6 separate regions of the Homo sapiens genome follow, and all the other regions are linked to region 6. The links are chromatin contacts, found by Hi-C or POLR2A ChIA-PET in ENCODE. All regions are on one chromosome and are shown on one strand. The core of a region is the stretch at or near the end of the contact, and the rest is flanking DNA. Distances in the headings are between cores, read along the strand shown. Region 1 holds the start of NDUFA6 (NADH:ubiquinone oxidoreductase subunit A6). Region 2 overlaps NDUFA6-DT (NDUFA6 divergent transcript). Region 3 overlaps CHADL (chondroadherin like). Region 4 has its middle 20 kb from the start of TEF. Region 5 holds the start of WBP2NL (WBP2 N-terminal like). Region 6 has its middle 22 kb from the start of SNU13.

Evidence for each region. A loop is a pair of places that touch in the nucleus more often than their neighbours do. ChIA-PET counts read pairs that join two places held with the same protein, here RNA polymerase II (POLR2A). Pooled maps may share reads with other maps.
Region 1: a loop to region 6 is called in a map of B cell, with 10 times the contacts of the local background. The contact joins the promoter of NDUFA6 here to the enhancer-like site in region 6. A Hi-C loop is called at or near these places in 1 of 168 maps with a recorded cell type or tissue (B cell) and 6 of 50 pooled maps. POLR2A ChIA-PET finds 5 or more read pairs at or near these places in 2 of 52 experiments (activated CD4-positive, alpha-beta memory T cell and activated naive CD4-positive, alpha-beta T cell).
Region 2: a loop to region 6 is called in a pooled map, with 2.4 times the contacts of the local background. The contact joins two enhancer-like sites. A Hi-C loop is called at or near these places in 1 of 50 pooled maps. POLR2A ChIA-PET finds 5 or more read pairs at or near these places in 3 of 52 experiments (B cell, activated CD4-positive, alpha-beta T cell and activated naive CD4-positive, alpha-beta T cell).
Region 3: a pooled map shows a loop between it and region 6 (23-fold over the local background). The contact joins two enhancer-like sites. A Hi-C loop is called at or near these places in 2 of 50 pooled maps. POLR2A ChIA-PET finds 5 or more read pairs at or near these places in 2 of 52 experiments (AG04450 and K562).
Region 4: a loop to region 6 is called in a pooled map, with 5 times the contacts of the local background. The contact joins two enhancer-like sites. A Hi-C loop is called at or near these places in 6 of 50 pooled maps. POLR2A ChIA-PET finds 5 or more read pairs at or near these places in 12 of 52 experiments (AG04449, CD4-positive, alpha-beta memory T cell, CD8-positive, alpha-beta memory T cell and 9 more).
Region 5: a pooled map shows a loop between it and region 6 (6-fold over the local background). The contact joins the promoter of WBP2NL here to the enhancer-like site in region 6. A Hi-C loop is called at or near these places in 5 of 50 pooled maps. POLR2A ChIA-PET finds 5 or more read pairs at or near these places in 2 of 52 experiments (GM10248 and HEK293).

The regions. Positions count from the first base shown.
Region 1 is chr22:42,089,028-42,092,367 of GRCh38, reverse strand. It overlaps NDUFA6 (NADH:ubiquinone oxidoreductase subunit A6), which reads left to right and starts at 1,596. Exons shown (of 3, transcript NM_002490.6): 1 at 1,596-1,762. The coding sequence starts at 1,624. NDUFA6-DT (NDUFA6 divergent transcript) reads right to left here and starts at 1,435. Exons shown (of 5, transcript NR_034118.2): 1 at 1,187-1,435; 2 at 768-1,071; 3 at 136-249.
Region 2 is chr22:42,118,989-42,122,553 of GRCh38, reverse strand. All of the region lies in intron 3 of NDUFA6-DT (NDUFA6 divergent transcript), which reads right to left. Among named protein-coding and RNA genes, the nearest start is that of CYP2D6, 10 kb to the left of the region's middle. Within about 2 kb of position 2,298, at least 6 of the 41 ENCODE cell types and tissues checked have a DNase peak (open chromatin) inside an H3K27ac peak, as active enhancers do.
Region 3 is chr22:41,234,959-41,238,490 of GRCh38, reverse strand. CHADL (chondroadherin like) reads left to right here. Exons shown (of 6, transcript NM_138481.2): 3 at 1-1,315; 4 at 1,841-2,007; 5 at 3,148-3,346. Among named protein-coding and RNA genes, the nearest start is that of CHADL, 4.2 kb to the left of the region's middle. RefSeq lists enhancers at 1-583, 584-1,172, 1,173-1,761 and silencers at 270-649, 710-809. Within about 2 kb of position 1,315, at least 16 of the 41 ENCODE cell types and tissues checked have a DNase peak (open chromatin) inside an H3K27ac peak, as active enhancers do.
Region 4 is chr22:41,400,561-41,404,120 of GRCh38, reverse strand. No RefSeq gene overlaps it. Among named protein-coding and RNA genes, the nearest start is that of TEF, 20 kb to the right of the region's middle. RefSeq lists a cis regulatory region at 1,574-1,587 and an enhancer at 1,509-1,653. Within about 2 kb of position 1,945, at least 26 of the 41 ENCODE cell types and tissues checked have a DNase peak (open chromatin) inside an H3K27ac peak, as active enhancers do.
Region 5 is chr22:41,996,708-42,000,254 of GRCh38, reverse strand. It overlaps WBP2NL (WBP2 N-terminal like), which reads right to left and starts at 1,467. Exons shown (of 6, transcript NM_152613.3): 1 at 1,375-1,467. The coding sequence starts at 1,436. SEPTIN3 (septin 3) reads right to left here. Exons shown (of 12, transcript NM_001363845.2): 12 at 2,034-3,353. The coding sequence ends at 3,288. RefSeq lists enhancers at 886-1,400, 1,401-1,917 and a silencer at 1,515-1,574.
Region 6 is chr22:41,664,801-41,668,084 of GRCh38, reverse strand. No RefSeq gene overlaps it. Among named protein-coding and RNA genes, the nearest start is that of SNU13, 22 kb to the left of the region's middle. Within about 2 kb of position 1,289, at least 39 of the 41 ENCODE cell types and tissues checked have a DNase peak (open chromatin) inside an H3K27ac peak, as active enhancers do; they include B cell, where a contact is called at or near this core.

The DNA of each region.
Region 1 (3,340 bases), core at 347-2,846, 420 kb before region 6:
CCTGTAATCCCAGCACTTTGGGAGGCTGAGGTGGGTGGATCACCTGAAGTCAGGAGTTTGAGACCAGCCTGGCCAACATAGCAAAACCCCGTCTCTACTAAAATACAAGCATTAGCCATGCATGGTGGTGCGCACCTGTAATCCCAGCGATTCGGAAAGCTGAGGCAGGAGAATGGCTTGAACATGAGAGGCGGAGGTTGCAGTGAGCCGAGATTGCACCATTGCAGTCCAGCCTAGGTGAGTCTCACTCTGTCTCAAAAAAAAAAAAAAAAAAGGGTATATCAACACAATCTCACTGGTGTGTTGTGAAGCCTAGCCAAGTTAATGTACCTAGAGAACTAGAGAACAGTGGCTACTAAGGACATCTAAGGACACTTTATACAAACCTTAACTGTGTTACAACTTCTTAAGTCAGTACTGAGGTTCAAAAGCTTCCATTTTATTATTATGCTTTATAATTTATATATGTTACGTGCTTTCTTTTGTATAGCTCACTTGAATATATATATACATTTTAGAAGATAATAAGGAAGAAAAAAAGTATATCTGGTTTTTTAACCCTTCGAAATGGGAAAGTTTGGAGTAGATGCTCAGCCCCGGCCCCTGGCCCTTCCCCAATACTCACAGGCTCCTGTCAACTACACCTTCAGAAAAAGACGGAGCCTCTTAGGCAGCAGTCAGGCAGGTGGGGGCGATCTGTCAGGTGACCTAGACTCTGGGCCATCTCAGTTTCCTCACCTGTAAAATGGGGATGCTGAGGTACCTACCTGACCTATGAGAGCGGAGAACACTGAGATATCTTGCCCATGGCCTGCCCTGTGGTTAGCTGTCGTTTTTTCCTTGACACTTGTAGGCTCCTCTTCATGTTTACATAACCTCAGTGGGAAAACGCCAGCGAAGAGAGACACTCAGAATGGACGATCTAAAGTTCCTTCCAGCTTCCAAATTCTGGGCTGGTTTTCAGAGATCCAGGGCTCGGGATGCGAATGTCCCTGTCTACGATGGGGCTGCCGTTACAGCCTTCCTCCCGGGGCTCTGGAGACGCGCCAGCTCTTTGACACCTCTCCTGCGCTAAGGAAGAGTTGGTTTACAGAAAAGTAAGTATATCCTGGCCCTGCAGAAAGCCGCCAGGCGGCAGGACAAGCCCCACCGCAGCCCAGGCGCCATTATCTGCCTCAGCAGTTACCTCGGGGTCCCGCCACGAGGAGGTTCTTCAAGGCCTGCGCGCCCACGGACACTACCAAGGAGCGCGGCGGGCAGCCGGATAGCAGGACGCTGAGGGAAACCCCGCAGTCGCTCGGCGTCCCCGGCGCCAGCTCACGACCCAGCGACCTCCTGCGGCCCGAGCGTCCCCTGGCGGCAACGCCGGCTCGTTAGAGCGAGCGACAGATGGTGTAGTCCAAAGGCCAAGCGGCGTTTCTGTAGATGAGCATGCGCAGCACCCACCGTTCGCTCAGCCAGAGAGAGGCTTCCCAGCCAATCCGAGAGCCTCAGAGTCATCCTCCCGCCCACCCAGCATACAGGCGGGGCGTTCCTCCTTAGCCAATGGGAAAAGACATTCGCCCGCGGTCCGCACGCGCTGCTTGCAAAGGGGTGGGGTTGTGGAGTGGATGCTTTGGCAAGATGGCGGGGAGCGGCGTCCGCCAAGCTACTTCTACCGCCAGCACCTTCGTGAAGCCCATTTTCAGTCGGGACATGAACGAGGCCAAGCGGAGGGTGCGCGAGCTCTACCGCGCCTGGTATCGGGAGGTGCCGAACACTGGTGAGAGGTAGCGGCTTACGTGGGGACCCGGAGGCCGCCGCTCAAGGTCGTAGCCGGCCCGGCCGGGGTTTCTCATGGGCCCAGCTGAGGTCACCAACTTGGGCAGAGGCGACTGCGGGTGCTTCAGGGGAAGAGGGTCACCCGAGCCTACCATGGGCCGGACCTGGCGGCGGCGCGGTGGTCAGACCGGCCGTGCCTAGCATTCGTACGTGCTATCGGAGCTTTGGTCTCTTTTGTCCTTCGCAATTGGCGGGAGGACGATGACTGTCAGTGACACACTCACTTTGTGGGTGAGGCAGCGGAGGCACCGAGAGGTGAAGTGATGTGCCCAGGGCCCAGGCCGAGCCACTGTTGTACCCAGAACCCAAAGTCTAGAGTTGCAGAGTGTAATTATAGATGCCCGTTGGATTTTTTTGTTTGTGACAGAGTCTCGCTGTGTCGCTCAGGCTGGAGTGCAGTGGTGCGATCTCGGCTCACTGCAAGCTCCGCCTCCCGGATTCACGTCATTCTCCTGCCTCAGCCTCAGCCTCCCGAATAGCTGGGATTACAGGCGCCCGCCACCACGCCGGCCATTTTTTTTTGTATTTTTAGTAGAGACGGGATTTCACCGTGTTAGCCAGAATGGTCTCGATCTCCTGACCTCGTGATCCGCCCGTCTCGGCCTCCCAAAGTGCGAGAAAGAGGTGTTTTTGAGTGAGCTGGAGCACGGTGCCACTCCTCAGGGCTGTCGAGTCCCTGCTTGTGTGTGTGAAAAGGCGGTAGAATGTGGTGGTTAGGAGCACGGACTTTTCTTCAGGCGCTGCCCTCAACTAGCTGTGTGACCTTGGGCCAGTTATTTCATCTATTCCTCAGTTTCTTCATCTTTAAAATGGGAATAATAATTCCTTCTTCAGAAGGTTACTGTATTAAGTTAAAATATCTAGAGTGCTTAGAACAGGACTTGATGCATATTTAACTCATTAAATATTAGCTGCTGCCGTTGTTTTTGTTGTTATTTTTGTTATTTATAGGGCTTTCCTTAGCAGCAGCTTCCAAGCAGAACCCGGTTCTTTGACATATGAGAACTGTGTCTGCTCCACAGAGTCCCTGTCTTCAAGCTGACTTTTGGAAAAATTGCTACTGACCAGAACTTAAACCCACGCGATACTAGAGAAGGAGAAACTTGAGTGATCTGCTGGTTCAGGGACTGCAAATTCAGATGCCTTCAGGGGCAGGCAGATAAAAGATGTGTGTGGGGAGTGACTGTAGCAGTGTGTGTGTGTGTGTGTGTGTGTGTGTTTCGGGGTGGTGCATTCAAATTCAGCAGTTTGAAAACATAATGTTTGCCTGGCAGAATACTTCTAGGAGTACCCAGAACCCTCTCTGGTTGCAGGAGGAAGGTGCTGGGGGAAGGAGGACCACATTCAAAAAGGGTGGCTTGTGAAGGGTAAATCAGTGGCCAAGTAGAAGACAGAACCCAGGTATCCTGACTCTGAGGATCCAGCTCTTTCTAAACCGACCCCTCCCAAGACCTTCCCTCAAATTCTGTTTTGGGAAGAAAGTCCCAAAGTCAGAAGGGTCTTGAGAGGAGGAAAAGAA
Region 2 (3,565 bases), core at 1,049-3,548, 450 kb before region 6:
GTTCTCACAGAGGAAGAACATGAGTTTCCAGTAGAGAAGGAAACACCAAGTGTTCATGACAATGAATGAAGGGGACCCAGCCCCAATTTTGTTGTCAAGAAATTTCACAACACTGAGGACAGAGTGGAACCCAAAAACTTCCAGAGAGAAAAAAGTCTGAGCTTCAGGAATTCAATATTCATCAGACTTCTCAACACCAACCTTTGAAGCTATAAGATAATGAAGACCTTCAAAATCTGAGAGAAAATATTTCCAATCTAGAATTCTATACCTAGCCAAATGCTATGCAAGTATGAATTGAGGTCTTTTCGGATACATAAATGTCTCAAGACTACCCCTCAGGAAGCAACCGGAGGTTGTACTTCACTAAAATAAAGGAGAAATAGAAAAGAAGATAACATGGGACCCAGCACAACAGGCAGGGAGAGCCCCTGAGCATAAGGGTGAATGGGGAGCTCAGGAGGACAGCTGGGCAGCAGACCTCCAGGGTGCCCCATCCAGATGGAATCAGGGAGATGGAGGGCTCCTGAGGTATGTCTCCATGAAAATGATCATATGGAGAAATGACGTGATCTGTCTAAATGTACTGCAAAGAGATTTCTATTTTTGGCAGAAAATTTGGATGAATTAATTATATAATAGATGCACAAAAAACTAAAGAAAGAGAAGAAGAAAAACTAAAATCATGACTCAACTGGGACTACTGTCTACATTTTTTGTTTTGAGAAAGAGTCTTGCTCTGTTGCCCAGACTGGAGTGCAGTGATCACGTTTCATTGCAGCCTCCACAACCTGTGCTCAAGTAAGTGACTCTCTTACCTCAGCCTCCTTAGTAGCTGGGATCACAGGGCACCACCACACTCAGCTAATTTTTTTTTTTAAATAGACAGTGTCTCCCAATGTTGTCCAGGCTGGTCTCGAAGTCCTGGACTCAAGCGATCCTCCCATGTTGACCTCTCAAGTAGTTGGGATTACAGTCATGAGCCACTGTGCCTGACCTAGCTAATTTTTTTCTGATTTATTTATTTATTTTTTGTACAGAGTCTCACTATGTTGACCAGGCTGGCCTGGAACTTCTGAGCTCAAGTGATCCTCCTGCCTTCGCCTCCCAAAGTGCAGAGATTATAGGTGTAAACTATCACGCCTGGCCTGTTTACATAGTTTAATAATGTAAATCTTCAATACCGATCTAATAAAAATTGAAATATGCCTTTTAGAATGGCTTTCAAAGATAACAAATGCTGGAGAGGATGTAGAACAACTGGAACCTCTCGGTTATTGCTGGTGAGACAGCCGCTTTGAAAAAGTTTGAGTTTCTTACAAAATTAAACTTACACTTACACTTACCATATGACCCAAAAATTCCACTGCTTGCTCTTTACTCAAGTATAAGGAAAATCTATGTACACACAAAACTTGTACGTGAATATTTATTAATAGTCATTTTATGCCCCAAACTAGAAATAGTCCAAATGTTCTGGAACATCCATACAACGGACCACCACTCAATAAAAGGAACAAACTACGGATACACGTGACTAGATGAATCTCAAATGCTTTGTGCTAAGTAAAATAAACCAGACTGAAAAGGCTACCATACGTTTCCATTTATATGACAATCTTGCAAAGTCAAAACCACAGGAACAGGAAACTGTTCACTGATTGCCAGGGTGTGGGAGTAGGAGGAAGGGCTGACTACAGGTGACTATGGAGGATTTTTTTTTTTCTGAGACGGAGTCTCTGTCGCCCAGGCTGGAGTGTACTGGCACGATCTCGGCTCACTGCAACATCCACCTCCTGGGTTTAAGGTATTTTTAGTAGAGACGGGGTTTCACTATGTTGGCCAGGCTGGTCTCAAACTCCTGACCTCAGGTGATCCACCCGCTTCGGCCTCCCAAAGTGCTGGGATTATAGGCGTGAGCCACCGAGGCCAGCCACTTTTTTTTTTTTTTAAAGACAGAGTCTTGCTGTGTCACTCAGGCTGGAGTGCAGTGGCGTGATCCCAGCTCACTGCAGCCTTAACATCCTGCACTCAAGTGATCCTTCTACCTCAGCTTCCTGAGTAGCTGGGACCACAGGCACACCTCACCACACCCAGCTAATTTTTAATTTTTTTGTAGAGACAGGGTCTATGTTGCCCAGGCTGGTCTTGAACTCCTGGGCTCCACCAATCCTGCCTTGCCCTCCTCACAGTGCCCGGCCCTTAGATTCTCTCTTTAACCTCTAACTCCACCCCGTCTTCCTCACTTTCAGCAGAGAGCATAGGCACCATCAGATGGGCATTTCCTCAACTTGCTGCCACCAAACCCATTCACTCACCGGCTTCTCATAGGCCATTTCCTCTTCCAGGGGATGAGGGGAGGAGGCTCCCCTCCCTCTCCAAAGCTAGCCCTACTCCTGTGCCCCATTTCATCTGGTCTTCTCACCTGGGCATTTGGAGATCTCGTCTCACCTCAATATTCTCCTTTTCCTTTTTTCTGGCTCCTTCCATCAGCATCTAAACACATTGCTGATCTCTTCTATTAAAAAGAAAAAAGCCCTTCTCCCTTGAACCCATATTCCTTCTCCAGCTAGCGTCCTGACCCCTACCCTTCACACCAGTCTCCTGAGAGCGGTGTTGGCAGGGGGGTGTGTTTACTGCTTTCTACCTCTCCCGCGCTCCACAACCCACTTCAACCTGCATCTGTCTCCATAAGCCTCTGAAACCCCTCTCACTGAGGTCACCAGTACGCTCCTAGTCACCAAACCCAGATGACTCTTTCCTTTTTTTCTTTTTTTTTTTTTTTTTGAGACGGAGTCTCGCTCTGTCGCCCAGGCTGGAGTGCAGTGGCGTGATCTCGGCTCACTGCAAGCTCCGCCTCCCGGGTTCACACCATTCTCTTGCTTCAGCCTCCCGAGTAGCTGAGACTACAGGCGGCCCGCCACGAGGCCCAGCTAATTTTTTTGTATTTACTAGCAGAGGCGGGGTTTCCCCATGTTAGCCAGGATGGTCCTGATCTCCTGACCTCGTGATCCGCCTGCCTCGGTCTTCCAAAGTGCTGGGATTACAGGCATGAGCCACTGCACCCGGCCCCAGCTGACCCTTTCTTTAACGACCTCGCCTTTTCTCTTGGCTGCTTGACCTCTCATGCTCTGGTTTTCCTCCTGCCTCCCACTCCTCTCTCTCTCTATCTCTCAGTCTCTATCTCTGTCTCTCTTTCTGTCTCTGCCTCTCTCAGTCTCTATTTCTGTCTCTGCCTCTCTCAGTCTCTATTTCTGTCTCTGCCTCTCTCTGTGTATCTCTATCTGTCTCTCTCTCTGTATCTCTGTCTCTCTCTGTATCTCTAGCTCTGTCTCTATCTCTGTCTCTGTCTCTGTCTATCTCTCTGTATCTCTAACTCTGTCTCTGTATCTGTTTCTGTCTCTCTATCTCTCTTTGTCTCTCTGTCTCTCTCTGCCTAAATCTCAGTGTCAAGTGTTGCTCCATGTCCTGCTGACGACAAAGACTCTGAACTTCCACCTCAGACACTCACTTCTAGGCCTTTGCATGTGCTGTTATCTACCTAGAATGTGTTTCTCCATGGCTT
Region 3 (3,532 bases), core at 66-2,565, 430 kb after region 6:
CAGCGTGCTGGCCCCCGAGGCCCTGGCTGGCCTGCCCGCCCTGAGACGGCTCAGCCTACACCACAACGAGCTCCAGGCTCTGCCCGGGCCTGTCTTGTCCCAGGCCCGCGGCCTGGCCCGTCTGGAGCTGGGCCACAACCCGCTCACCTACGCGGGCGAGGAGGACGGGCTGGCGCTGCCCGGCCTGCGGGAGCTGCTGCTGGACGGCGGGGCCCTGCAGGCCCTGGGTCCCAGGGCCTTCGCACACTGTCCGCGCCTGCACACCCTCGACCTCCGCGGGAACCAGCTAGACACCCTGCCCCCGCTGCAGGGCCCGGGCCAGCTGCGCCGGCTGCGGCTGCAGGGGAATCCGCTGTGGTGCGGCTGCCAGGCGCGGCCCCTACTCGAGTGGCTGGCGCGGGCGCGCGTGCGCTCGGACGGCGCGTGCCAGGGGCCGCGGCGCCTGCGGGGCGAGGCTCTGGACGCCCTGCGGCCCTGGGACCTGCGCTGCCCTGGGGACGCGGCGCAGGAAGAGGAAGAGCTGGAAGAGCGGGCTGTGGCCGGGCCCCGCGCCCCTCCGCGCGGCCCTCCGCGCGGCCCCGGGGAGGAGCGGGCAGTCGCGCCTTGCCCTCGCGCCTGCGTGTGCGTCCCCGAGTCCCGGCACAGCAGCTGCGAGGGCTGCGGCCTGCAGGCGGTGCCCCGCGGCTTCCCCAGCGACACCCAGCTCCTGGACCTGAGGCGGAACCACTTCCCCTCGGTGCCCCGAGCGGCCTTCCCCGGCCTGGGCCACCTGGTGTCGCTGCACCTGCAGCACTGCGGCATCGCGGAGCTGGAAGCGGGCGCCCTGGCCGGGCTGGGCCGCCTGATCTACCTGTACCTCTCCGACAACCAGCTCGCAGGCCTCAGCGCTGCTGCCCTTGAAGGGGCTCCCCGCCTCGGCTACCTGTACCTAGAACGCAACCGTTTCCTGCAGGTGCCAGGGGCTGCCCTGCGCGCCCTGCCCAGCCTCTTCTCCCTGCACCTGCAGGACAACGCTGTGGACCGCCTGGCACCTGGGGACCTGGGGAGAACACGGGCCTTGCGCTGGGTCTACCTGAGTGGAAACCGCATCACCGAAGTGTCCCTTGGGGCGCTGGGCCCAGCTCGGGAGCTGGAGAAGCTGCACCTGGACAGGAATCAGCTGCGAGAGGTGCCCACTGGGGCCTTGGAGGGGCTGCCTGCCCTCCTGGAGCTGCAGCTCTCGGGCAACCCACTCAGGGCCTTGCGTGACGGAGCCTTCCAGCCTGTGGGCAGGTCGCTGCAGCACCTCTTCCTGAACAGCAGTGGCCTGGAGCAGGTGGGCACTGGGCATCTGGCGGGGTTGGTGCAGGAGGCGGCACAAGGCCACAGGCAGCGTGCATTCACTCAACAAGCATTTGCCAGCCCCTTGGTGCCAGGTCTCAGCCTGGGCACGGGGACCCTGAGATAAACCAGGACTGCCCCTACCGGTGTGAGTGACAGTCCGGGCAGAACCCAGGCCACACACGGTGCCTGCACAGGACGGTATTGCTGGAGCATAGAGGAGGGAGGAATTTGGGACCATGCAGTCATCTACTGTTTGTACATATTGAGAGCCCCCAAGAGGTTTTGCCATTATTGGGTGGTGGGGTGGACCATGAACTGGGCATCTGGGTGACTTGGACGGAGCAAGTGTTTTGACATCAGACCAGCCTGGGTTTTGACCCAGCGCTGCACTTCCTGGCTGGACCAGCTTGGGCTCTCCAGCTTCTCTTCTGCTGAGGGAAGATGGGGCTCCCTTCCAGACTTGGGGGTGGGACAGCTCTGCCAGGAGCTCACATTGGGGCCTGGCAACTCCTTGCAGATTTGTCCTGGGGCCTTTTCAGGCCTGGGGCCCGGGCTCCAGAGCCTGCACCTGCAGAAGAACCAGCTTCGGGCCCTGCCTGCCCTGCCCAGTCTCAGCCAGCTGGAGCTCATCGACCTCAGCAGCAATCCCTTCCACTGTGACTGCCAGCTGCTTCCGCTGCACAGGTGGGCACCCCCACCTAGACCTCCAGCCAAAGACCACCCAGCCACTCTCAGTCAAGCCCCTGTCATCTCCCCAGGCACACCATGTCCATGCCCATCCGAGCAGCTTGTGGGGAGGGGCGGGTCCTGTGAGAGCCAGGCATGTATAAGCCCTTTCCAGGGTTAGTTACCCTTCCTGGGGATGTTGAGGGTGGACTTCTCTGAGCCTTGATTTCATCATCCATAAAGTGGGCATGGTATCTGCTCTGCCTAGCGGGCTGGGACCTAATAGGTAGGCGAGACCACTTTACATAATTACATGAGAAAGTCACAAGAGGTCGGGGATGGTGGCTCGCGCCTATAATCCCAGCACTTTGGGAGGCCAATGCAGGCTGATCACCTGAGGTCAGGAGTTTGAGAGTAGCCTGGCCAGCATGGTGAAACTCTGCCTCTACTAAAAATACAAAAATTAGCTGGGCGTGGTAGTGGGTGCCTGTAATCCCAGCTACTTGGGAGGCTGAGGCAGGAGAATTGCTTGAACCTGGGAGGCAGAGGTTGCTGTGAGCTGAGATCGCGCCACTTCACTCCAGCCTGGGCGACAGAGTGAGACTCCATCTCAAAAAAAAATAAAAAGTCACAAGAAGCCTGGAGTCCTGCAGACCTGGGCTCCAGTCCTGGCTCTGGTATTTTACCAACTAACTCTGCAAGCCGCGTAACCTTTCCTGCCCATCTGTAAAAAGGGGGGATGTAGTATCTAACCTCATGATGGTTGTTGTAAGAATGAAATTAGCATAGATAAGTTGATTTGAACAGTGTCTGCTACGTTGTAAGCCCTCTAACTGTTTATTATTACTATTATTATCCCCTTTTTACAAAGAAGGGATCAGAGGCTTGAAGTGGCTTGTAGGTCACATAATTGGTGAGCCGCCAAGATTCTCAGCAGAGCCTGCTGTCACCTATAGGCTCCACCGCTCCCAAATTCCTGGTGGCCTCCTTGACCTCCTCAGGAAAGCTGGCAAATGCTTGTTGAGCGAATGAATGCATGCTGCCTGTGGCCTTGTGCTGCCTTCTGCACCAACCCTGCCCCACACCCAGTGCCCACCTGCTCCAGGCCACTGGAGCAGAATCAGCACAGCTAGCTCCCCAGCTCTCTTTTCTCTTCAGGTGGCTTACTGGGCTGAACCTGCGGGTGGGGGCCACCTGCGCCACCCCTCCCAATGCCCGTGGCCAGAGGGTGAAGGCTGCAGCTGCTGTCTTTGAAGACTGCCCGGGCTGGGCTGCCAGAAAGGCCAAGCGGACACCAGCCTCCAGGCCCAGTGCCAGGAGAACCCCCATCAAAGGAAGACAGTGTGGAGCAGATAAGGTTGGCCATGGGGCAGGAGGGGTGAGACCTTGGTGGGTGGTGGGCCAGGTTCCAAAGTCCCCAGGAAGCAGGAGCCTGACTTGGCTTGGTCCTGATTCATGTGGTTCCAGAGCTGGGCAATGACCCAGTTGCGTCAGTTCAATAATGTCCATCCGAGGCTGGGCGCGGTGGCTCACGCCTGTAATC
Region 4 (3,560 bases), core at 696-3,195, 260 kb after region 6:
CATTGGAGGGCAGGAGGGGCGGCGGCTGAGTCAGCTGGTGCCCACAGCACTGCCTGGCACGGAGGGCCCTGGAGGCTTTGCTGAGAGGACAGATCTGGAGGCTGGACCCGAGGTCACCGCCCAGGACGTGTCTACAGCTCCACCTGGTGGTGATACAACACCGCTGTCACACCCAGCTCTGGTGTTATCCTCCCCACAGCCAGGTCAGCAGATATTTGGGGAGCAGCTACTGCTGCTGCGCATGGGCAGGCCAGGCACTGAGAACAGAGCGAGGCTGAGGAGATGTGGGGGCACGCACTCCAGGCAGAAGGAACAGCAAGTGCAATGGCTCTGAAACAGGAAGGAGTTGGGAAGACCCAGGAGGAGCAAATGGGTTAAAGAACTAGACTTGGGTGCCAAGGATGGAGAGGAAGAAAGGCAAGGCTCGGTGGTTCACATCTGTAATCTCAGCACTTTGGGAGGCCAAGGTGAAAGGATCACTTGAGGCCAAGAGTTTGAGGCCAGCCTGGGCAATACAGTTAAGACCCTGTCTCTACAGGAAATTTTTTTTTTTTTTGAGACAGAGTTTCGCTCGTCACCCAGGCTGGAGTGCAATGGCATGATCTTGGCTCACTGCAACTTCCGCCTCCTGGGATCAAGCAATTCTTCAGCCTCAGCCTCCTGTGTAGCTGGGATTACAGGTGCCCGCCACCATGCCCAGCTAATTTTTGTATTTTTGTAGAGACAGGGTTTCACCATGTTGGCAAGGCTGGTCTCGAACTCCTTAACTCAGATGATCTGCCTGCCTTGGCCTCCCAAAGTGCTGGGATTACAGGCATGAGCCACTGCATCCAGCCCCATTTTGTGCTGGTATGAATAGAGATTTATTTCTGACAGCTCGGGAAGCCGGGAAGCCCAAGATCGAGGGCTGCATCTGGTGAGGGCCCTCTTGCTGTGTCATAACGTGGCAGAAGGCATCCCATGGTGAGAGGGAGCAAGAGCTCCAACGTGCAGCTTCAAGCTCTTTGTTTTTAAGATGGAGTTTCGCTCTTCTTGGCCAGGCTGAAGTGCAATGGCCCGATCTCGGCTCACCACAACCTCTGCCTCTCGGGTTTAAGCAATTCTCCTGCCTCAGCCTCCCAAGCAGCTGGGATTACAGGCGTGCGCCACCACGCTCAGCTAATTTTTGTCTTTTTAGTAGAGACGGGCTTTCTCCATGTTGGTCAGGCTGGTCTTGAACTCCCAACCTCAGGTGATCTGCCCGCCTTAGCCTCCCAAAGTGCTGGGATGACAGGCATGAGCCACCGCACCCAGCCACCTCAAGCTCTTTTATATCCATTCGTGAGGGTGGAGGCCTTACGATGTAAACACCTTCCATTAAGACCCACCTCCCAACACTATTGCATTAGGGATTAAGTTTCCAACCCATATATTCTGGGGAGACATTCAAACCATAGCACCGTCCTGCGTGCTGTACGCTGGGAAGACATAAGAACAGTGAGGAATGGTGCACCGGGCCTTGTGCCTTAAGAGGGAGGGCCAGCTGGAGGCAACACACTGAGGCCCTTGTCCTGTCCCCTCTACCTCTGATCCTTGACCTTTGCCCCGTCCCCTCTACCTCCCTGTAGTCTGGACTTCCTGGAGTCAGCCTGAAATCCAGACCTGAGTGGACGCCCACTACTCTGTTTGGAGAAACCTATGGGACAGCTAGGCAGTGGCTTGCTGTGTGCCTAGCTCCTGATGACAGAGCTGCAGCTTAAAATAAAAGCCTCCTGCTCAGCACTTACTTAATCCTGAGGGGACCGGGCATCAGGACGCATGGTTGCGAGGATTTGCTTAAGTGAGAGGCTGATGAAAGCTCCCTGAGGGCTGGCTGGGGGGTTGGGGCACCCATCTTAAAACCTGTTTCTGATTTCCTTTGCTGCTCACCCCTATCTCTGGCTGGCAGCTTTCCCGGATTAGCTGCTGACGTCAGGAGCTGCCAGCTGGGCCAGCCTGGCACAGCCACGGGGCAGTGTGTGAAGGGCTGTCTGGTAATAGGGTGCAGTAAAGGAAGGGGGCATGTGTCCAGCTTCGGAATTTGTCCTTGAAGGAGCTGGGGTGGAGGGGAAGGAGAAGGGTCGAGATGTGCTGTCAGGCACGCACATGTGACCTGTGTAGCGCATCCTTGTTGGACAGAGAGAGAAACAGCTCAGGGAAATGGATAAGTTGTCCAAGACCACACAGCTGGTCTGACCCTGGCTGCATCCCACACCAGCTGGTAGACAACCCGCGATGGGCAGCAGCTGCTGGGACTGGAGGTGATGGTCTCCATGTAGGTCCGTACCTTCCTCTCTGTCACCATAATGGCAGCTGCTGAGTGGTGTTTGCCCTGCTCCAGGTGTCTTCGTGGGACAACTGTCTTATGAAGCTGGTGTTCGTTTTTGCTTTTGTTTTTTTTTTTTTGAGATGGAGTTTCGCCTTGTTGCCCAAGCTGGAGTGCAATGGCACTATCTCGGCTCACCGCAACCTCTGCCTCCTGGGTTCAAGTGATTCTCCTGCCTCAGCCTCCTGAGTAGCTGGGATTACAGGCATGTGCCACCATGCCTGGCTAATTTTGTATTTTTAGTAGACAGGGTTTCTCCATGTTGGTCAGGCTGGTCTCGAACTCCTGACTTCATGATCCACCTGCCTCGGCCTCCCAAAGTGCTGGGATTACAGGCGTAAGCCACCGCCCGGCCGCTGGTGTTCCATTCTACAGGTGAGAAACTGGAAGCCCAGAGAAGGGAAGTGACTTGCCCACGATCATACCCCAAATTGGTGATGGAGGCAGGGTTTGATCCTAGGACCGTCGGAGTCCAAAGCCAGTGCTCTGCCATACATACAGAGATTTCACAGCTTTGACATGTTTCAAGCCCATGCCCCTGTGCTTGCCGTGGCTGCACAGATCTCCGCTTTGAGAGAGCGCATTTGCATGCAGAGTAGAAAATACAGAGGGGGCCAGGCGCGGTGGCTCACACCTGTAATCCCAGCACTTTGGGAGGCCAAGGTGGGTGGATCACTTGAGGTCAGGAGTTCAAGACCAGCCTGGCCAGGCTGGGCACGCTGGCTCACGCCTGTAATCCCAGCACTTTGGGAGGCCGAGGTGGGACGATCACAAGGTCAGGAGATTGAGATCATCCTGGATGATACGGTGAAACCCCGTCTCTACTAAAAAATCAAAAAAAAAAAAAGTTAACTGGGCTTGGTGGCAGGCACCTGTAGTCCCAGCTACTTGGGGGAGGCTGAGGCAGGAGAATGGCGTGAACCCGGGAGGTGGAGCTTGCAGTGAGCCGAGATCACACCACTGCACTCCAGCCTGGGTGACTGAGCGATAGTCTCAAAAATAAATAAATAAAAATAAAAATATATATATAAAAGAAATATTTGCAGGCTGGGCGTGGTAGCTCATGCCAGTAATCCCAACACTTTGGGAGGCCGGAGGTAGGCGGATTGCCTGAGTTCGGGAGGCCGAGGCGGGCAGATTGCCTGAGCTCAGGAGTTCGAGACCAGCCTGGCCAACATGGTGAAACCCTGTCTCTACTAAAAATACAAAAAATTGG
Region 5 (3,547 bases), core at 218-2,717, 330 kb before region 6:
AATCTGTCAAGAAAACTTTCTGGAGGAAGGAAAGATAGAAGAAAGACCTGGATATCAGCATTTGGTAACGTCTACTTCGATCTTCCTGACAACTACATTCAAACTGACCTGAGTGTGCTGGCCCCAAGCACATCATCCAGCTTGAGTTTCAATGCTGGTTGGGAGAAAAGGAAATTGAGGGCAAGTCAGAGCCCAGAAAGGAGCGCAATTTAGAACTGCACAGCGGGGGAGACTGAGTTTGAGTGTAGGAAACGGGAAAGGGGGCGTGTGGGGTAAAGAGGTGAGCGCAGTGGAGTCAGGCCTTAGTGAACAAGTGTGCTTGAAGGTGGAGATGGGCACCCCTCTGGCTGAGTCTGCTCCAGTAGAGAGCTCAGGGGCCAGCAGCAGGCACCGCAAGGAGCAAAGCAACTGGTGTAAGCCCCACAGCTTCCTGCGACCAACAGTGCTTTGTTGTGCCCAGGCATCTGTTCAGTCCCATCTTTTATTTTAAGACAGGATCTGGCTCTGTTACCCAGGCTGGAGTGCAGTGGTACAATCTGAGCTCACTGCAGCCCAAACTCCTGGGTTCAAGCAATCCTCTTACCATCGCCTCCCAAGCAGCTGGGATTATGGGTGCACACCACCATGGCCCACTAATTTTCTACTTTTTGTAGAGATGGGGTCTCACTATGTTGCCCAGTCTTGTCTCAAACTCCTGGGCCACCTCAGCTTCCCAAACTGTTGGGATAAGAGGCATGAGCCACTGCACCTGGCCTCAATTTTTTCAATTTTGTTTTTAAAAGCAGACATCTCCCTGGTTGGAGCAAGGAGGAAACATGGCTTTAGAAAGTTTCCAGGTCCAAGGAGAAGCCCCACAACAGTTTGAGATCTTTCCAGAATGATCCACACTCGACCTCCTCATCCCTCTTACCAAAGAGCGACACCTTGTTCGTGGAAGTAGGAGGAGATACACACCCAGTACCTGTCCTCATCCAACAAAGTCGCAGGCACCCAAGGGCAGCCACGCTGCCACCGAAGGCCCCCGGCTGCTCACAACCGCCGGTCAGCTCCGGCCTCTCTTCGAAGGACACACGCGTCTCGCACCCCCTCCCCGCCCCGCCCTGAGGAGACATGCGTCTGGGCCCCGCGCCTTGAAAAGGCGCATTCCCACCCCCACCCCTCAAACGCGCGAGGCCACGCGTTCCGGCCTCCGCCACCTCCACATGCCGGAACACCAGTGAGGGGCGCGCGCTCCCAAAGGTCGGGGGCGGAGCTAAGAGCGCCGCGCCCAAAAAAGGCGGCAAAGTCCCTGACTCGCTGAGAGTTTGCGAGCCGCCATGTCTATCTCATTCGTCTCCTCTCCTCCGACAGCACGCCGTGCTTCCCCTCAGGCACCTTTCACCGTTAGGGATGAGGGCTCCGCGGCGGTTCTCGGTGTGGCTCTGATTCACCGCCATCTTGCTTCGGGCCTCCTGCCGCCCCGTAGATGGAAAGGGGCGGGACCTGCGCCGAGCTGTGGGGCGCGGTTCTGAAGGGGAGGGCGGAGATTATGACGTAAGGAGGAGGAGGAGGAGGAGCGAGACCGGGTCACGTGGTGGGGCAGTGCCCGGGGAGCGGGGCGGAGTCAGGGTAGAGGCCCCCGCCGAGAAAGGGGAGAAAGAGGCGGGCCCTGAGAATTGGCTCGAGCGCGAAGGGGTGAGTGATAGGTGAGTGGCCTCCCGACCTCACCTGCCCCCTTAGCCCCCTGCCTTTAGGTATGGACTTGGGTTGGTCCTGTCAGGAATGATCTCAGCTCACTGCACCTCCAACCTCCCATGCTCAAGCCATCTTCCCACCTCAACCTCCCATCCATTACTCACTTTGGTTATGAAACACTAGAAAATAATGACTGAGGCCCGACCTGACGCCAACTGAAGATGAACTGACCTCACAAAGTGTTTTCATCTCTAATATCTGTGGCTATTTCTTACCAAGAGAGTCTCACCCTCCACACATGGGTGAGATGACATAATGGCTGATTTGGTCAAGGAGCACAAATAAGACAGGCCAGGCAGTTACTGTTCAAACAGCAATGTTTAGTTGTACAACACATAAAGTCTAGCAACAATTACAGGACCAGTTTGAGTGTCTGTTTGCTTGTTTTCAATTGGGAAATTTAACTGTAATGTCACCGTAAGATTGGCTGGGACTGGTAACATTTAAGAAACGGGTTGTTCTTGCATCCCCTAGGCGTGGGCCTCTTGCTCCATCAGGACTTGGTTGTAGATGAATGGCCCACAAGTCACCAGCCTTTGAGCAAGTTGTGTCCAGGTGGAGACAGGAAGAGGGTGGGCAAAGGGGAATTCTATAAAGACACAGTGTGTGGGGCAGTGGCAGTCAACATTCGCAAACATTCATGCATCTGATGGGGGGCTTTGCCCTCCCTTGGGTATTTTCCATTAGCCTACAGTGACCACCTGTGGTCAGGCTAATTCATTACTCACATTAATGGGGAAGGGGGTTGGGGGTAGGAGTAGGTAGGGTAGGTGGGAAGAGATCCCTCTTATTGCTGAGTGGACAGAAGGGTGCTAGTTTTTCCTTAGCGTGTACATATTGTGGGTTTCTGGGGGTTTGTGTGTGTGTTTAGTTTTTGTTTGTTTGTTTGGACAGAAGAAAGTCAACTCCAGCAATGTCTTCTTAGGAAAACCACTCTTCCTCAGTGGCTGCGTTATGAGGTGGGGAGGATGTACAACCGCACTCTGGGACAGCCACAAGTGGTGATTTTTTAAAAAGTGATCCTAGCCCTTGCTCCCCAACATCTGTAGTGACCCACCCTCATGAATATCTTTAAGTAATGAAGGAGACACCCTTGTCCCACTTTGGGGCTCACACAGCTGATCTCAATGAATCTAGTAAGCAGAAAAATTGCTTTCTTGACCCTTTAAGGAAGCCAAGAGTAGCTCATGCAGATGAATGGGTAGGGAGCAATGCCATTGCCCTTAGAGATGGTTACAAGTAGCTGGGATGGGCTTACAAGGGCAGAAGGAGCTCTTGATGAGTTCTTTCACCCTGCAGATGGGCTAGGACCGGCTGACGCAGATGATGCAGTAGGGCTGTACTGGCAGAACCCCACTCCACTGGGAGGAGAGGAGTGGTTTGGATAAATGGAGGATGCAACTGGCCTAAAGAGGCAGCTGGCCCCTCCCACCTACTGAGGGCTGAGAGGGGCTGTGGTGGTGAGCTGGACGAGCACAGCACTAAAAAGGGCTTGGCCCTGCAGCAATAACAGCTGAGAGGAATGGAGTGAGAAGCAGCGCTTGAAATGGCCTTCATTCAGCAGTGGGGCAGGGGGTGGCTGGCACAGGTGGAAGGACAGTGCCCAGGAGGCCTTCTCCCTGCAGGGGGGTTGAGAACGGTTGAGGGTGTGGAGACCAGCAGCTGGCAGCAGACATATAAAATACCTTCTCCAGGGAGGCTCAGATCATGGTTCAGGGGTGCCAGGCACCATTCCTACTCAGCCTTTCCAACGCCCACCTCCCATGCCCATAGATCTTCCCCTGCTGGTCCAAGGTCTCCATACAGGACTGCT
Region 6 (3,284 bases), core at 40-2,539:
GAAACCCCTTCTCTACTAGGAATACAAAAATTGGCTGGGCATGGTGGCACATGCCTGTAATCCCAGCTACGTAGGAGACTGAGGCAGGAGAATCACTTGAACCCGGGAGGTGGAGGTTGCAGTGAGCTGAGATGGTGCCACTGCACTCCAGCCTGGGCGACAGAGCAAGACTCCATCTCAGAAAAAAAAAAAAAAAGAAAGAAATGGTCATGTTTGTCTTCTGGATCTTTGTAGTCATAAATAAATAAATAAACAAACAAACAAATAAATAAATAAATGGTCATGCTAAAATTGCAGGGTAGCGAGGAACACTAGAAGTGCTGGCATGGCCCACGAGCCGCCTGAGTCCTCAGAAGATAGAAGTCCACGTAGGATTTGCTTCCATACATGATGCAGAGAAGGTTGCATCAGGGTCCTTACAGTCAGGGGCAGTGTGGCTTAAACAAGAAAGGCTGAATACATAGCTCCCGTTCCAGTAAAACCTGGGTGTGTTTCCTCTCCTAATACGGATGCTAATGAGGATGGAATTTCTGGATAGTCGGCAGGGAGAGGAAGTGGATGACTAATCTCCCTCAGAGCTCGTGGTCCTGCCCTGCCTTTCTTCTGTTTTTTTTGTTTACTTTTTTGTTTTGTTTTGTTTTGAGGTTGGAGTGCATTGGCGCGATCTCTGCTCACTGCAACTTCCGCCGCCCGGGTTCAAGCGATTTTCCTGCCTCACCCTCCCGAGTAGCTGGTATGATAGGCGCCTGCCACCACGCCCGGCTAATTTTTGTATTTTTGGTAGAGACGGGGTTTCACCGTGTTAGCCAGGATGGTCTCGAACTCCTGACCTCAGGTGATCACCCCCACCTCAGCTTCCCAAACTGCTAAGATTACAGGCGTGAGCCACCGCGCCCGGCCTCTTCTGGTTTTCAACAAGACATTAAAACAAGACATTACAGAAGGGGAAAGGCTGAGAGGTAAAAGGCTCATCTTCCCAAGTAACCGCAGTTTTCGTTGAGTGTCATTCCAGACGTTCCCTCTGCACCTGGCCTAGAAGTAAACAGACATATGTGCATCCGTGTGTTTGTTTCAGTTTTGGCCAAACGGATTCGTGTTCTCGAGCTGCTGCGGCGGCCACAAGGAACCCGGATGCCGCTGAGCTTAGCCCGCCAGACTCTCCGGCTTATGGCTCCCAGGCCCAGGCACCCGGCCTGCCTCGTCCGTGGCGCGCATGCGCAGGCCCAGATCGGCGCTCCGCGCCGGCTGTGTCGCCACCTGGCGGATGGAAGCGCGATGGCCGCGGTAGAAGTCAAGCGCCAGAGGGCACTCCATGCGGATACCCAAATCTGAGGTTGCCCAAGTCCCTGATGTAACATGGCGCAGTATTTGCATATGAACTACGCACGGCCTCCCGGATACTTTAAATTATACTCTAGATAATTTACGATACCTAATAAAATGTAAATGCTATGTCAATAATTGTCATACTGTATTATTTATGGAATAATGACAATTTTGTTGTTGTTGAGACAGAGTCTCGCTCTGTCGCCCAGGCTGAAGTGCAGTGGCGTGATCTCGGCTCACTGCAACCTCCTTCTTCCGGGTTCAAGTGATTCTCCTGCCTCAGCCTCTCGAGTAGCTGGGATTACAGGTTCCCACCACCACACCCGGCTAATTTTTTTATTTTTAGTAGTAGAGATGGGGTTTCACCACGTTGGCCAGGCTGCTCTCGAACTCCTGACCTCAGGTGATCCGCCCTCCTCGGCCTCCCAAAGTGCTGGAATTACAGGCGTGAGCCACCGCGCCCGGCGGGCTAATGACAAAATTTAAAGTCTGGCCCGGCGCGGTGGCTCACACCTGTAATCCCAGCATTGTGGGAGGCCTGGCCGGGTGGATCACCTAAGGTCAGGAGTTTGAGAGCAGCCTGGCCAACATGGTGAAACCTCGTCTCTACTAAAAGTAAAAAATTAGCCAGGTGCGGTGTTGTGCGCCTGTAATCCCAGCTACTCGGGAGGCTGAGGCAGGAGAATCGCATGAACCCAGGAGGCAGATGTTGCAGGGAGCCAAGATCGCGCCACTGCACTCCAGCCTGGGCGACAAGAGCAAGAGTACAGACGCAGCCATCGATTTTTTCCCCAAGTTTTATTTATTTATTTATTTATTTATTTTGAGGCAGAGTCTCGCTCTGTTGCCCAGGCTGGAGTGCAGTGGCGCGATCTCGGCTCACTACAACCTCTGCTTCCCAGATTCAAGCGAGTCTCCTGCCTCAGCCTTCCGAGTAGCTGGGATTACAGGTGCACGCCATCATGCCCGGCTAATTTTTTGTATTTTTAGTAGAGATGGGGTTTCACCATGCTGGCCAGGCTGGTCTCGAACTCCTGACCTCGTTATCCGCCTGCCTGGGCCTCCTAGTGTTAGGATTTCAGGCGTGAGCCAGCACGCCTGGCCCCCAAATATTTTTGATCCATGTAGGTTGAATCCATCGATGTGGAGCCTGCGGATGCAGAGGGCCAACTGTATCTATTGAGTGCCATGTTCTTTTACGTATTTTCTCATTTTCACCATGTGACGTTATTATAAGAATGTGGAAGCTAAGGCTCAAAATGCCTCATAAACTGCCCAAGGTCACTTGTATATATGATGGCACTAAGATGTAAATTTGCTAAATCAGCCTCGTGAGCTTCCAAAGGCCTAACCAATTCCACTGGAACATGGTATTTCTTCTCTCCTGGGTGGGGGACTCAGCAGGCAGAGAAGGCATCATTGATTTACAGAGAAATATCACTCTGTTGCTGTTTATCACAGACCTCGGGTGATTTGTCTAACATTCACATACCTGCCTGGCTCTGGTAGGTGTTTGACCTCTGAACTCTCATTCTCTCCATTTTGGAAGTAGGAGGCAAAGGAGCGTAGGCTTGGGCATAGTGTGCACAGCAAAGCCAGCCTGGAGCTCACCCCAGGGCTGCTCTTCACTAGCTCCAGCATCCAGGGTCGGATACCAAGGGCTCAGTGGGGCTACTCCTTGCCCTCCTATTGCAGGTGACTGGCTGTGACTAGTGTAATTTCAATCTACCTTGGTAGATTAACCCCCTATAGAATCCAGTTTCCAAACTTGCTCCATTTAAGGGGAATGGTCCAATTTCTCAACAATTTCTAAGCATCTAATGGGAGAATTATCTTCCCCTCTTGCCCAGACACGTAAGGAAATACAAAAAAATACAGTATCTCCTTTCAAACAGAAACAAAAGCAATAACAGGTTAAAAAAAAAACCTATAAAGCTTAGAGCCAAGAATCCAAAGCT